Linked DNA regions of Homo sapiens: regions 1 and 3 are each linked to region 2. The links are chromatin contacts, found by Hi-C or POLR2A ChIA-PET in ENCODE. All regions are on one chromosome and are shown on one strand. The core of a region is the stretch at or near the end of the contact, and the rest is flanking DNA. Distances in the headings are between cores, read along the strand shown.

Region 1 (4,646 bases), core at 184-2,683, 350 kb after region 2:
GGGATAGAGGGTGGGGGATAGAGGGAGGGGGATAGAGGGTGGGGGATAGAGGGAGGGGGATAGAGGGTGGGGGATAGAGCATGGAGGATAGAGGGTGGAGGATAGAGGGAGGGGGATAGAGGGTGGCAGATAGAGGGTGGGGGGATAGAGGGTGGGGGATAGAGGGTGGGGGATAGAAGGTGGGGGATAGAGGGAGGGGATAGAGGGGGGGACAGAGGGAGGGGGGATAGAGGGTGGGGGATAGAGGGAGGGGGATAGAGGGTGGGGGATGGAGGGGATAGAGGGTGGGGATAGAGGGTGGGGGATAGAGGGTGGGGGATAGAGGGAGGGGGATAGAGGTAGGGGGATAGAGCGTTGGGGATAGAGGGTAGGGGATAGAGGGAGGGGGATAGAGGGTGGGGGATGGAGGGGGGATAGAGGGTGGGGGATAAAGGGAGGGGGATAGAGGGAGGGGATAGAGGGAGGGGGATAGAGGGTGGGTGATAGAGGTAGGGGGATAGAGCGTGGGGGATAGAGGGTGGGGGATAGAGGGGGGGACAGAGGGTGGGGGATAGAGGGAGGGGGGATAGAGGGTGGGGGATAGAGGGTGGGGGATAGAGGGTGGGGGATAGAGGGAGGGGGATAGAGGGTGGGGGATAGAGGGAGGGGATAGAGGGAGGGGATAGAGGGAGGGGGATAGAGGGTGGGGGATAGAGGGTGGGGGATAGAGGGAGGGCAGCCTTGCCTCTGATTGCTAATGGGAGGCAGGCTGGGGTGGGCTCCAGTGCACAAGTCCTGGCTTGCATGGCTCAACTCCCTACAGTGCTGAGGGAGGCGATGCTGGACTTTCTTACCAGGACAGGTGAGGGTGGGGGCTTGAAAGGGGTCAGGGGCCAACCATTAAAAATGGAATCAGACTCTGTATCACAGCAGTGATGTAGAATATTAAACTCAGCTCTCAGGACACCAAAACCACTAGGGGGTTTCTACCCCACAGCAGCTGCCATATACAACACGGTCATGGAGACACACACAGACCATATGCAGGCAACAGCTTGCATTTTGAATATTACTCACCACTGTGAGTCCTGGGCTGCATCACTCCTCACTGGTGAGCCTGTCTCCTAGGCACTCTGGGGATGATCAAAGTACCTGTATTGTAGGACTGTCCTGAGAAGTAAATGAGAGATGCTTAACTTAGAGCCTGCTGTGTTGTAAATGCATAAACATGGAACTCAGTTAATCATCATTCACTCAACAGCATCGGTCTATCTTCCTGCCCACAGGGTTCTGCATCCAACCTCAGGCAAAGGTGCAAGTCATGGGGGTTTCCCAGTGAGTGGAATGGCCTGATGGGCGTGTCATCTCTACTCCTCCATGGCTGGGAAATGTGGATGAGTCATTTGCTTAGCAGGACTTTACTGAGCACTTTGTGTTTTTGTTTTGTTTTGTTTTTGTAATTGTGTGTGCTAGGCACTGTTCTAGGTGCCACAGACACAGCATGAAACAAGATAGGCAAGATTCCTGCCTTGGGCAGTGTACATCCCAGTGGGATGAGTCAGTGATGCCCATATTCACAAATGAATAAGCAAGGTGGCTTAAAACAATATCAGTTTGCTGTCTTATACTTTTAGAGGTCAGAGTCTAGAAATTAGTCTGTGTGGCTGAAATCAAGCTATCAGCAGGGCTGTGTTCCTGTTGGAGGCTCCAGGGGAGCATCTACTCCTGGCTCTGTGTTCCTGTCGGAGGCTCCAGGGGAGAGCGTACTCCTGGCTGTGTTTTCCAGTTTCCAGAGGCCACCTGCAGTCCTTTCCTTAGGTCCCTCTGCCAGCACTCCTGACACTCTAACCTCTGCTATTGTGGTCACCTCTCCTCTGACTCTGACCCTCAGTCCTTCTCCTTATTAGAAAACATGATTACACAGGACTCACACAGATAATCCTGGGTGATCTCCCAATTCAAGGCACTGAATCACATCTGCAAAGTCCCTTTTACAAAATAACATGTTCAACAGCTCCAGGGACTAGCCTATGGACATTTTTAGGAGCCCTACTACACTTGCATATTGCAAAACTTTGTATATTAAACCTATGAAAAATGAGTTCAAATCAAAATCACACATCCAAATGGCCTACAATCTCCAGGAAGATCAGATACATGGGTCAAAAGGAAGAGGCATAGCAATGGAAATTTATATTAATTTGCTCAAACTGACATAACAAAGCTCCACAGACTGGGTGGCTTAAACAGCATAAATGCATTTCCTCACAGTTCTGGAGGCTGGAAGTCTGAGATCAAGGTGTCTGTAGGGTGACTTTCTTCTGAGGCCTCTCTCCTTGGCTTGTAGGTGGCCGTCTTCTCCCTGTGTCCCCACATAGTCTACTCAGTGTCTGTATCCTAATCTCCTTTTTTTTTCTTTTTTCTTTTTCTTTTCTTTTCTTTTTTTGTTTTTTGTGATGGAGTCTCACTCTGTTGCTCGGTCTGATGTGCAGTGGTGCAATCTTGGCTCACTACAATCTCCGCCTCCCAGGTTCAAGTGATTCTCCTGCCTCAGCTTCCAGAGTTCACAGGCACCTGTCATCACATCCAGCTACTTTTTTTTTTTTTTTTTAGTAGAGATAGGGGTTTCACCACATTGGCCAGGCTGGTCTCAAACTCCTGACCTCAGGTGATCCGCTGGCCTCAGCCTCCCAAACTGCTAGGGTTACAGGTGTGAGCCACCGTGTCTGGCCTAATCTCCATTTCTTATAAAGGCACCAGTCAGATTGGATTAGGACCTGCCATAACAACCTCATTTTTATTAAATTACCACTTCTCTAAAGACCCTCTCTTCAAATACAGTTATATTCTGAGGTCCTGAAGGTGAGAAGTTGAACATACGTATTATGAGCACACACAATCCAGCTCATGACAGAACCCAGAGCAGCAGAGTGGGCTGCAGTGACAGGAGGAGGAACTGATCTGTCTAAGGGGGCGACAGCTCCAGCCAGTGGTCACCCCATAGAAATGTGGGCTTCTGAGACATAATAGTCTCCTGGATTTTCAACAGAAGTCCAATGAAAGTTTTCATTTTGTTTGTTTTTGTGTATGTTCTTGCTTACTGTTTAAATAAGCCATCCTGGGTTAGCAACCTGCATACCCAGACTCTCTCTTATCCCTCTGGACACGCTGTGGGAGAAGAGAGGGGGCTTCTTTTCTCCTGCTTTGTCTCCCCTCCCTTCCATCCAGGTTGGTGATGAGTTGTAGAGGGAGAAGATAGAAGATGCAAGAAAGAGGCTACCTGCCTAGGACTGGCATGAGATGGTGCAGGTGCTCTCTGGGCAGGGCACATGTTGAAAGCAGCTGTTTTTGCAAAACATCCCCATACAAAAAAAGGAGTAGAGGCCACCACCCTTGACTCGTCCAGCTCCTACACTGGACTTTGACTTCCATGAGGGCTGCATAGAGGCTGACTTTTGACTCTAACCCCTGGGATGGGCACAAGGCCAAGCCACAGACAGAAGTCAGTAGATACCTGTTAAATTTATGAATAAGTCAAAGAAATGCCTTGGAAAGAGAAAGATGTTCTATCAGGAAATAACCCCCTGAGAAATCTTGCAGGTCTGCACGTGCGCTGAGGCTGAGGGGCCTCTGGGACTTCAGTCAAGGCACCCAGATGAGTCGGTGGCACCCTCTGCCTGCTCTATCTTGATGACAATGAGAGGGATGATCTCAGTTTCCTCTCTGAGCAAGAGAAACACAGATTTTAAAGGATCCAGCAATCTGTGTTGAGAAACTACTTACAAATGACTTGTTTTCATTGGTCTGTATAGGAGTATCAAAAGCTCTTCAATTTCTTCAATAATTTCATCAGAATCCACTAATGAGATAGCTGAACCAAGATATGGGAATTGCAATCAACAAAATCAGGGAAAAGGAAAAGCTCTTTGATTTACTCACATTTGTTCCTTCCTTTTTCTGCAGTCTTATTTGAATGGGGACAGCTAGCTAATGACTATTCCAATTCTGCCAAAACCTGAGAACGATGCCAAAATTCAACTGACAAAATATTAACAAGATACAACTCTAAGGAAAGGTTGGCAATACAATTACATGCACAAAGAGTAAACAAATGCTAGCCTTTCTCTCTAATTGTCGCATGAGAAGACATTCCATGGTTTCAGGCACATAAGAGCTACTTCAGGAATCAAAGGCTCACTAAGGAAGAGCGGGGATTTGTGATGTAATAGGAAACATTTCCAAGCCTTCATTACAGAGCAAGGGAAAACTGAGATTCCTCAAGCATCATGAAACGAGATCTTCCCCGAGTCTAAGAGGAGCCCACTAGAGAGGCATTATAGGCGTTTATGCCTCTCTAGGATGCCAGGCAGGCTTCAGGCTGTAACCCTGGAGGCTGGTGAGGAACCTACAAAAACAGGAGCCCTCAGAGCTGGGGCCAGCTCCTTCCCCATGACTTCCTCCAGGTAAACCCTCTGTGCACCTAAGGCCTGAAAGGCTCACAACAGGGTTAAAATAAAAGCTGTCTTTTAGTGACAGGGTTGAATCTTCAAATGCCTGGTGTGCACAAAACATACACAAACTTATTTGCAAGTAAGCAAAAGTTAGCATCAACAGCCACTGCAGCACCCCGACACAGTACAATAAAGAATATTTGTGCTTCTGAAACA
Region 2 (4,623 bases), core at 2,024-4,523:
TGCCTCAGCCTCCCAAATAGCTGGTATTACAGGCGTGCACCACCATGCCAGGCTTATTTGTATATTTGTATTCTTAGTAGACACTGGGTTTCACCATGTTGGGCAGGCTGGTTTCGAACTCCTCACCTCAAGTGATTCACCTGCCTCGGCCTCCCAAAGTGCTGGGATTATAGGCGTAAGCCACCACGCCAGGCTGATTCTCTATTCTTCCATGAAAGCAAAAACTCAGATCTGGCTAATTTTCAGAGGCATCATGGCTTAATGAAAAGTACATGGACTTTGGTGTTATAGCTAGTGGTTAATCCTGGTTCTGCTACTTAACGAAGTGTGAGAACTTGGGCGAGTTACTGAACATTTCAGAGCCCAGTTTATCATAGGAACTTGGGCAATACTGATGTCTCTTTTAGAGAGTTGCAGCTGTGTTGAAGTGAATAACACTGTCAAGGGACAGGGTTGGCATCAAGTAAATTACTCAAAACAGTACTACTTTAAAAACACAATCTTGACAGGGGAAATAGCTCCTAGTCTTATATTTAAATAAGTGATAGGGATTAATTTTGTTTAATTTATGCAAGTAGCTCATGAAGTATAATTTTCTAAATCATAAAATTATGACTCTAAAAATACATAAAATTAAACCTGTATAAATTTTCTTTTAATTACTACTTAGAGAACCAGTAACATGGTAGGACTGGCTTAAAGAACATTTTTAAAGCCTAATATATAAAAGCAACATTAATATATGATGTATGAGTTATATACAAAAACTGGCTTATATTCAATATGACATATTTTGGGGGGTGTTATCTGTTCCATCAAATAGAAGTAATTTGTATCTCTACCAGGACAAAAACAACCTTACTAAGTCTGGGATGCTTATTCAATAGTATCAATGATGAGTTCACTTCCTAGCTGATTTTGCACATGGCATTTGGCAGGAGGGTTCAGTTCTTCACTGGCTTTTGATAGGAGTATGCATTTGTTGTTGTTGTTGTTGTTGTTTGTTTTGTTTTGGCTACATGGGTTTGAGTGTCTTGCTGAAATACGGCCAGATTTTCCTAGAGTAAGTGATGAGAGAGAACAATGCCTTTTATTTTCATGACTTAGCCCAAAAGCCATATGTAGTAGTTTGTTTTCATACTGCTAATAAAGACATACCTGAGACCAGCTAATTTACAAAAGAGAGAAGTTTAATTGGACTTACATTTCCACATGGCTGGGGAAGCCTCACAATCATGGCAGAAGGCAAGGAGGAGCAAGTCACGTCTTACGTGCATGGCAGCAGGCAAAGAGAAAGAGAGCTTCTTCAGGGAAACTCCTCTTTATAAAACGGTCAGATCTCATGACACTTACTCACTATCAGGAGAACAGCATGGGAAAAATTTCCCCCCATGATTCAATTATCTCCCACTGCATCTCTCCCACAACACATGGGAATTCAAGATGAGATTTGGGTGGGAACACAGCCAAACCATATCACCATATATTATTACTTCTGTTTGTAAATTACTTCTGTGAGTAACTCATTTGGACTCTCACTCACTGAGAGGGGAAATAGACTTAACATGATAAGGGAGGGTTTGTTAAAGAAAAATTTGTGGACATATTTTAAAGGCACCTACCTAACAAACAACCTCAGAACCTCAGTGGTTTGAAACAATAAGGTTTATTTCTCACTCATGCTATAGGTTCTTCAGTGATCAGTAGAGAGGTTCTGTTCATTATGATCAGATGCACAGGACAAATGAAAACCACTGTATTGAATACTATAGATCACTCTGGAAGAAGGAAAACAAGCTTTGGAGAGTCTTCAGCCAGCAGTTAAAGACCCCCATCTAAATACCACATTATTAGAATAAATAACAAAAACCACATAACCATCTCAGTATACCCAGAAAAAGCATTTAACAAAATCCAACACCTTTTCATATACATTTTTAAAAAACCACTCAATAAATTGGAAATAGAAGGTAAAGGACATCTACAAAAAACTCCACAGCTGTCATTATAGTTAATAGTAAAAGACTGAGTTATTTTCTCTTAAGATCAGGAATAAGACATGAATGTCTACTCTTATAACTTCTATTCAAAATTTTCCTGAAATTATCCAAGATAATTAGGCCAGAAAAATAAATAAATAGCATCCAGTTTGGAAATAAAGAAGTAAGTCTATTTATATTCAAACATGATATGACCTTGTGTATGGAACATCTTAAGAAATCCACTTAAAACCTATTAAAACTAATAATTAGTTGGACAAAGTTTCAAGATACAAGATCAATATACAAAAATAAATTGAAATTCTATATGCTAAAAGTAAGCAATCCAAAAATGATTTTAAGAAAATATGTAATTATATTTATAATAGCACTCAGAAATAATATGATATTTAGGAATAAATTCTTAAAAGGAAGTGCAAAACCTATGCATGTAGCACTAGAAAACATTGTTGAAAAGAATTAAAGAAGATTTAAATAAATGGAAAAAAATTCATGTTTGTGGATTGGAAGACAATATTGTTCAGATGGCAGTACTCCTCAAATTGATCTATAGATTCAATGTGGTCCCTATCAAAATTCTGGCTGGATTTGTTGTATAAATTGAGAAGCCTATCATAAAATTCATATTGAAACACAGGGGACTTAGAACATCCAAAACAGTTGAGAAAAATAACACATTTAGAGGACTCACACTTTCCAATGTCAGACATTACCCGGGCACAATAATTAAAGAGTGTGGTATTGGTATAAAAAAATGACACACAGACCAGTGGAATAGACTTGAGAGCCGTAAAACGTACCGTTACATTTATAGTCAATTGATATTCAACAAAAATTCCAGACAGTTGAATGAGGAAAAAAATAGGAAAAATAGTCTTTTCCACAACTGCTGCTGACAAGTATGTTTTGGATCCCTTCCTTACACCACACACAAAAATTAACTCCAAATGATCCACAGACCTCAATTAAAGAGTTAAAATTGTAATACTCTTAGATGAAAGTATAGGATTAAATTTTTGTTGCCTGGGTTAGGCAAAGCTGTCTTAGAGACAACACTAAAAGTACAAACAACAAAATATTTTGTTACTACCTGTCTTCCTGATGTGCGTCTAGTCTAGGCTGTTTTTCTTGTTATTGTTACTGAGACGAGAAGTCTTCTTCCGACCGAAGGTTCTTCTCAATCGAAGGGTTCGTGGTCTCACGGCTTCAAGGAATGAAGCCGTGGACGGCAGTGGCGAGTGTTACAGCTCGATTAGAGAGTGTGCTGCGGCAAGATTTATTAAAGCGAAAGTGAAAGGAAAGCTTCCACGTGGGGGAAGGGGACCTGGAAGGGTTGCTGTTTCTGGCTTGGGTATCTTATGCTTACATCCCCTTATGACCCCTGCCCTCTTCCTTTTTCTGTCCTATAGAATCAGCTTATTTTCTATCTGCTTGTGGGTTGGCGGGCCTAGTTGGTTAAAAACATCAGGCTGAAGCTAGAGCTTAAACTCCCTATATGACTGGTTCAAGTTTCAACCACTTAGCTTGCAGCTATGAGTCAGTTTGTCTTAGGGGAAAGTCCCCTTTGATTGGTTGAAGTTTCCATCCCTTAGCTTTCAGCTATGACTCATTTTGGCTTAGGGGAAAGTCCCCTTAGGGAAGTCCCTATTGACCCAGGAAGTCCAGCCAACTTAGCCACTTAGTCCCTCATTACAACTCTTCCCATTTAACTGAATGAACCACTCCTTTTTAAAAAAATCACCACTTTTTTTTTTTTTTTTTCTTAGAGACGGAGTCTCGTTCTGTTGCCCAGGTTGGAATGCAATGGCGCGACCTTGGCTCATTGCAGCCTCCGCCTCCCGGGTTCGTGCCATTCTTCTGCCTCAGCCTCCTGAGTAGCTGGGATTACAGGCGCTGGCTAATGTTTGTATTTTTAGTAGAGATGGGGTTTCACCATATTGATCAGGCTGATCTCAACCTCCTGACCTCGTGATCCACCCGCCTCGGCCTCCCAAAGTGCTGGGATTACAGGTGTGGGATTACACCGCACCTGACCTAAAAATCACCACATATTTTAAAGCACTATTTGTCTCAGGGCATTGTGGGATTTCAGTGATGAACTGGATTTAGCTTTTAGGTTGAACAGGAAACGTCAATAGAATTTTCGGTTTTCATGTCAGTGCAGATCTCGCAAAATAAAAATAAATGTGGCATTGGCTCTAAGGGCAGGGCCCATACACTAGTCCAGGCTATTCTGTAAATGATTAACACATCTCCAGGAGGAGATTGCCGCCCCAGAAACACCAATTCTGCTAAATACTGAAAGCAAATCTCACACTTGGGTTCTTGAGATCCCATAGAGTGTGGCTTTGCCATTCTAATCTCCTGGGGAGAGGGGAGATGTGGCAGGAAGAGACCACTGCACAGAAGACTCCTAGGCTGATAAGAATGTGTGAAGATGACCTGCAGATGAATATGCAAAGGAGAGTGCATGGAGACCACCAGCAGAGGACTAAATTAGAAGAAACAATCTGGAAGGGTGCAGGCACTGGTTTGGCTGCCATTAGTCTGAAATCCATACAGGAATTCAGAGGGGAGACACATGTTGCTAGAGAGACCAATTCAGGGCTAGAGAGAGGCAGAA
Region 3 (4,374 bases), core at 1,850-4,349, 270 kb after region 2:
TATAGTCCCCAAGCAGGCGGGCTCCGCCTGAAACCAGCGGGCAAGCGGACCATCTCCTGTGTTTAACTCCTAGAGGAAACTGGGTTACAGCCTTTCATCCCTTTTTTTTTTTTTTTTTTTGAGATGGAGTTTCGCTCTTGTTGCCCAAGCTGGAGTGCAATGGTGCAATCTCAGCTCACTGCAACCTCCGCCTTCCGGGTTCAAGCAATTCTCCTGCCTCAGCCTCCCAAGAAGCTGGGATTACAGGCATGCACCACCATGCCTGGCTAATTTTTTTTTTTTTTTTTTAGTAGAAACAGGTTTTCAACAAGTTAGCTAGGCTGGTCTTGAACTCCTGACCTCAGGTGATCTGCCCGCCTCAGCCTCCCTTATCCCTTTTATACACAATGTGCTGCAGAGGCCTGGACATTTCTGTCAAGTATCTATGAGCACCCATTTGTGCAGCACAAACTCATTTATAAAGGAGAAAGCACTTCAAACTACAAAGATGCTTCAGGACGCATTATTCAGTGTTCTATGTTGCCAATTGCCTAATAGATTTCAAATTTAGCTTCTTTGTTTCAAATTCATGGAGGTAAATTGGGACCAAGAAATTCTTTGACTTAGGACACATGTGTTATTTTAGTTATTAAAAGTATTTATTTAAACTATCAAAACAATGTATGTTTTGGTAGTTTAAATAAATGTACAGTTTAAATAAATGTACAGAATGTACAGGTTAAATAACAAATGGAAATCCCCTTTCTGTATCATATCTGCCTAACTGTCCTGAATCTCAACCTTGCAGATACTAAAAAGGTTAATGGTTTTAAATATATTTCCCCATTACATTTCTTGGAATTTACACACACACAGAGTGTGACAGAGAGAGAGCGAGAGCAGGAGTGAGTGAGTGAGAGAGAGAGAGAAAGAGACGAAGATTTCGATAATGTTAGTGTGATAAAAAGCTATGGCCATATGTTCAGAAAGACATTAATTTTATAAGGGTGTGTGTGTGTGTGTGTGTGTATCTAAGTATTTGTCTATGTTGTGTGGAAAAAGTACAGAAATGAAGAAGTGGGCAATTCTTGAAGGATGATGTTGGGCGAGTAAATTAAGATACACAATGGGGAAGTGATATGGTTTGGCTGTGTCCCCACCCAAATCTCATCTTGAATTGTTGCTCCCATAATTCCCACGTGTTGTGGGAGAGACCTGGTGGGAGATAATTGAATCATGGGGGCGGTTTCCCCTACCCCGTTCTTGTGTTAGTGAATAAGTCTCACAAGAGCTGATGGGTTTACAAGGGGTTTCCCCTTTCCTTTGGTTCTCTTTTTCTCTTGCCTGCCACTATGTAAGGTGTGCCTTTCGCCTTCCACCGTGATTGTGAGGTCTCCCCAGCCATGTGGAACTGTGAGTCCACTAAACCTCTTTCCTTTTATAAATTACCAAGTTTCAGGTACGTCTTTATCAGCAGCATGAAAACAGACTAATACAGGGAGAGAATAGAGCTCCCCATCTTCTGAGATAAGACCTTGCTGTCAGTATGGCCTTGGGGCTATATGCTGCAATCATCCCTATACACAGCTTAAGATAGACAATACTCTCACTCCTTCTAATGCTGGCTTACCAATTTTGAGTCAAAAAATTACAAAACACCTAGTTCTGTGTGATGGGCTGCCTAAATTTCATGAGTAAGTTTTCCTTTCTATTTGTTGGAAATAAAGCACAAAAGTCCATTTTATATTTAAACATTATTTTGAATTCAAATTTCAAGGCATTTTGAGATCTGTTGCATCATCAGTGATTCTCAAAGTATTTCTAGAAAATCTAGTGCTCCTAGATGCTAGTGGAGGAAAGGCATCTCTGGTTAAGTTTATTGTGGGTTATGTGGCATATATTGATCTTGAGAGGTAGCAATGCACGCTGAAGGCCCTTAGAAGCTTTGGAATAAAAAACATGACTGATAATATTTTTAATGCTATTTTTCAACGTGTTTGTTCAGAAAAATCGTATCTACCCACCTATCTATTAATATCTATCTACTTATATGTTTATACCCTTATTCTCACTAAACCTCCATTTCTTCTACGTGAAATGGGTACAATGCCACAGGATCACTGTGACAGCCTCGTGCGTTCATGACCGCACGGTGCTCTGGATCATATCTGGCATAAAATAAGCACTCGGCAAATGTGAGTGACTGTATCAGGCAGTTCCCACATTGCTGTAAAGAAATACCTGAAACTTGGTAATTTATAAAGAAAAGAGGGGCCACGCACGGTGGCTCACGCCTGTCATCCCAACACTTTGGGAGGCCAAGGTGGGCGGATCACTTGAGGTCAGGAGTTCGAAGCTAGCCTGGCCAACATGGTGAAAACCCATCTCTACTAAAAATACAAAAATTAGGTGGGTGTGGTGGCACATGCCTGTAATCCCAGCTACTCGAGAGGCTGAGGCGGGAGAATCGCTTGAATCTGGGAGGTGGAGGTTGCAGTGAGCCAAGATTGTACCACTGCACTCCAGCCTGAGTGCTTCTTTTTAAGACTTATTCTCAAAAAAAAAAAAAGAGGTTTAATTGGCTCCTGTTTCCACGGGCCCTACAGGAAGTGTACTAGCTTCTGCTTCTGGGTTCTGGGGAAGCCTCAAGAAGCTTCCAATCATGGTGGAAGGTGAAGGGGAAGCAGGCACATCTTACATGGCCGGGGCAGGAGGAAGAGAGAAAGTGGGGAGGTGCCACACAATTTTAAACAACCAGATACTGTGAGAACTCTATCATTATACAGTACCAAGGTAGATGGTGCTAAACCATTCATAAGAACTCTGCCCCCATGATCCATTCACCTCCCACCAGGCCCCACCTCAACACTGGGGATGACAATTCAACATGAGATTTTCTGGGGACACAGATCCAAACCATATCAGCAATTAAGCAGACACAAGGTGGATTTTAAGACATGCTTCAACATGTACTCTAGTCTAATGTATGCCAGCGTCAATGATAATCCGGCTGAAGTGCCCAACTGAGGCTACCCTTTAAACTAAAAATAATCAGTTACTATTTTATAAGACTGACTCAGATTGAGAAGTCTCAAATAGTAACTGAGAATCCTGTATGTTTCGCAACCTCCTTCACATTTGTTTCACCTACAGTAAATTCCAGCTGCTCACACAAAAAGAGGAAGTGTGCAGATGGGTGTATTTATATATGTGTGTGATTGTGTATTTTATATGTTGAGCTGAAACTCAGGGAAATTGGGCTGTTTCCTTTTCTTGTTTCTATTTATTTTCTTAGTTATTAGGTTGAGACCTGTCAATATCATTCACTTGACACTTCCATGCAGCATGGACCACAACACACTCTTCTCACTCTGGCTCACACATGCAGCCCTTTCTACATATCAGGCTATGAGCTTCCAACTTTCTGAATAACAAGATATCTATTTCCTTGCAGTTTCACACTCTGTTCACACTTGATTTCCCTGTTTATTTGCTTAGTCAACCCTACTCTCTTCCAACACCCCTACCACACTCTTTCCTTATGCTACTAGATCTTTAATTGGCCACAGTGATCATGCTCGTTTATTAATTTTAAAAATATTTATTGACTGTCTGCTCTGACCTGGCCTGTGCTGGGTGATGTAGCCCCTAACGGGCAAACATTCCAATCTGTTATATTTGCTTCTCCCCGTCTCTCTCCAGCACTCACAACACAGGCTGAATATTGTAGCAGTATGTGTGAGACGTGCACAAGGATGAATGGAAGATGGATAATATTGTATAAACGGAGGGTTGAAAGCAAGTGCTCCACCTGAAAGACAGTTATAGTTACAGAAATGAAAACTGATACTTTTTTTGAGATACTTCATAATTTCAAGATGCAATTATATCTCCATAGGGCAATAGGATCCCATAATTACAACCACAATCCTTCGGGCCCTGCATTTTAGACTCTATAGCCCCCAGAGCTCTTGAGCCCTCTAACACACTGCCATCCTGGGAAAACACTCTGGGGACCCCCTCTAACAGGCCTGATGCACCTGGTGAAGCTTCTGCTTAGAGAGGGGTCACAACTCAGCCTGGATCTTCAGGTAAAAGGTTGGAACATCAGGTATTCCAGGTTCACAACATGACTCATTCTAGGAGACTCCAGCTAGGCTCTGTTGTTTGACAGAGGATGGCCAAGTTGGTCTTAAATGAAGGCCTAGGTTGGGGCACGTGCAGATCCAGGCGGAAAAGTCAACCCATGGGATGCACCTGGGACATGCCAGGTGTGGACCCTTGAGGACCTCATGACTGCATTCTGCAGGGAAAAAGACAAGAAACCAATCAGACATGTTCACTGCGGGGCTTAGCCTTGCTGAAGAAAAACAAGAAAATGCCTCAGTTGGAGAA

What was found. A loop is a pair of places that touch in the nucleus more often than their neighbours do. ChIA-PET counts read pairs that join two places held with the same protein, here RNA polymerase II (POLR2A). Pooled maps may share reads with other maps.
Region 1: a loop to region 2 is called in a pooled map, with 13 times the contacts of the local background. The contact joins the enhancer-like site here to the promoter of LINC00944 in region 2. A Hi-C loop is called at or near these places in 1 of 168 maps with a recorded cell type or tissue (HCT116), 9 of 37 single-sample maps with no recorded cell type and 11 of 50 pooled maps. POLR2A ChIA-PET finds 5 or more read pairs at or near these places in 2 of 52 experiments (A673 and OCI-LY7).
Region 3: a map of GM12878 shows a loop between it and region 2 (2.2-fold over the local background). The contact joins the enhancer-like site here to the promoter of LINC00944 in region 2. A Hi-C loop is called at or near these places in 1 of 168 maps with a recorded cell type or tissue (GM12878), 24 of 37 single-sample maps with no recorded cell type and 5 of 50 pooled maps.

Annotation. Positions count from the first base shown.
Region 1 is chr12:127,124,683-127,129,328 of GRCh38, forward strand. The region is part of intron 2 of LOC107984449; the gene reads left to right. Among named protein-coding and RNA genes, the nearest start is that of LINC02405, 67 kb to the left of the region's middle. RefSeq lists enhancers at 1,124-2,323, 1,189-1,258. Within about 2 kb of position 1,434, at least 5 of the 41 ENCODE cell types and tissues checked have a DNase peak (open chromatin) inside an H3K27ac peak, as active enhancers do; they include HCT116, where a contact is called at or near this core.
Region 2 is chr12:126,768,989-126,773,611 of GRCh38, forward strand. It overlaps LINC00944 (long intergenic non-protein coding RNA 944), which reads right to left and starts at 3,274. Exons shown (of 5, transcript NR_033878.1): 1 at 3,091-3,274. RefSeq lists enhancers at 2,848-4,047, 3,523-3,602.
Region 3 is chr12:127,039,117-127,043,490 of GRCh38, forward strand. All of the region lies in intron 1 of LINC02405 (long intergenic non-protein coding RNA 2405), which reads right to left. Among named protein-coding and RNA genes, the nearest start is that of LINC02405, 19 kb to the right of the region's middle. RefSeq lists an enhancer at 2,922-3,051 and a silencer at 3,035-3,235. Within about 2 kb of position 3,100, at least 2 of the 41 ENCODE cell types and tissues checked have a DNase peak (open chromatin) inside an H3K27ac peak, as active enhancers do; they include GM12878, where a contact is called at or near this core.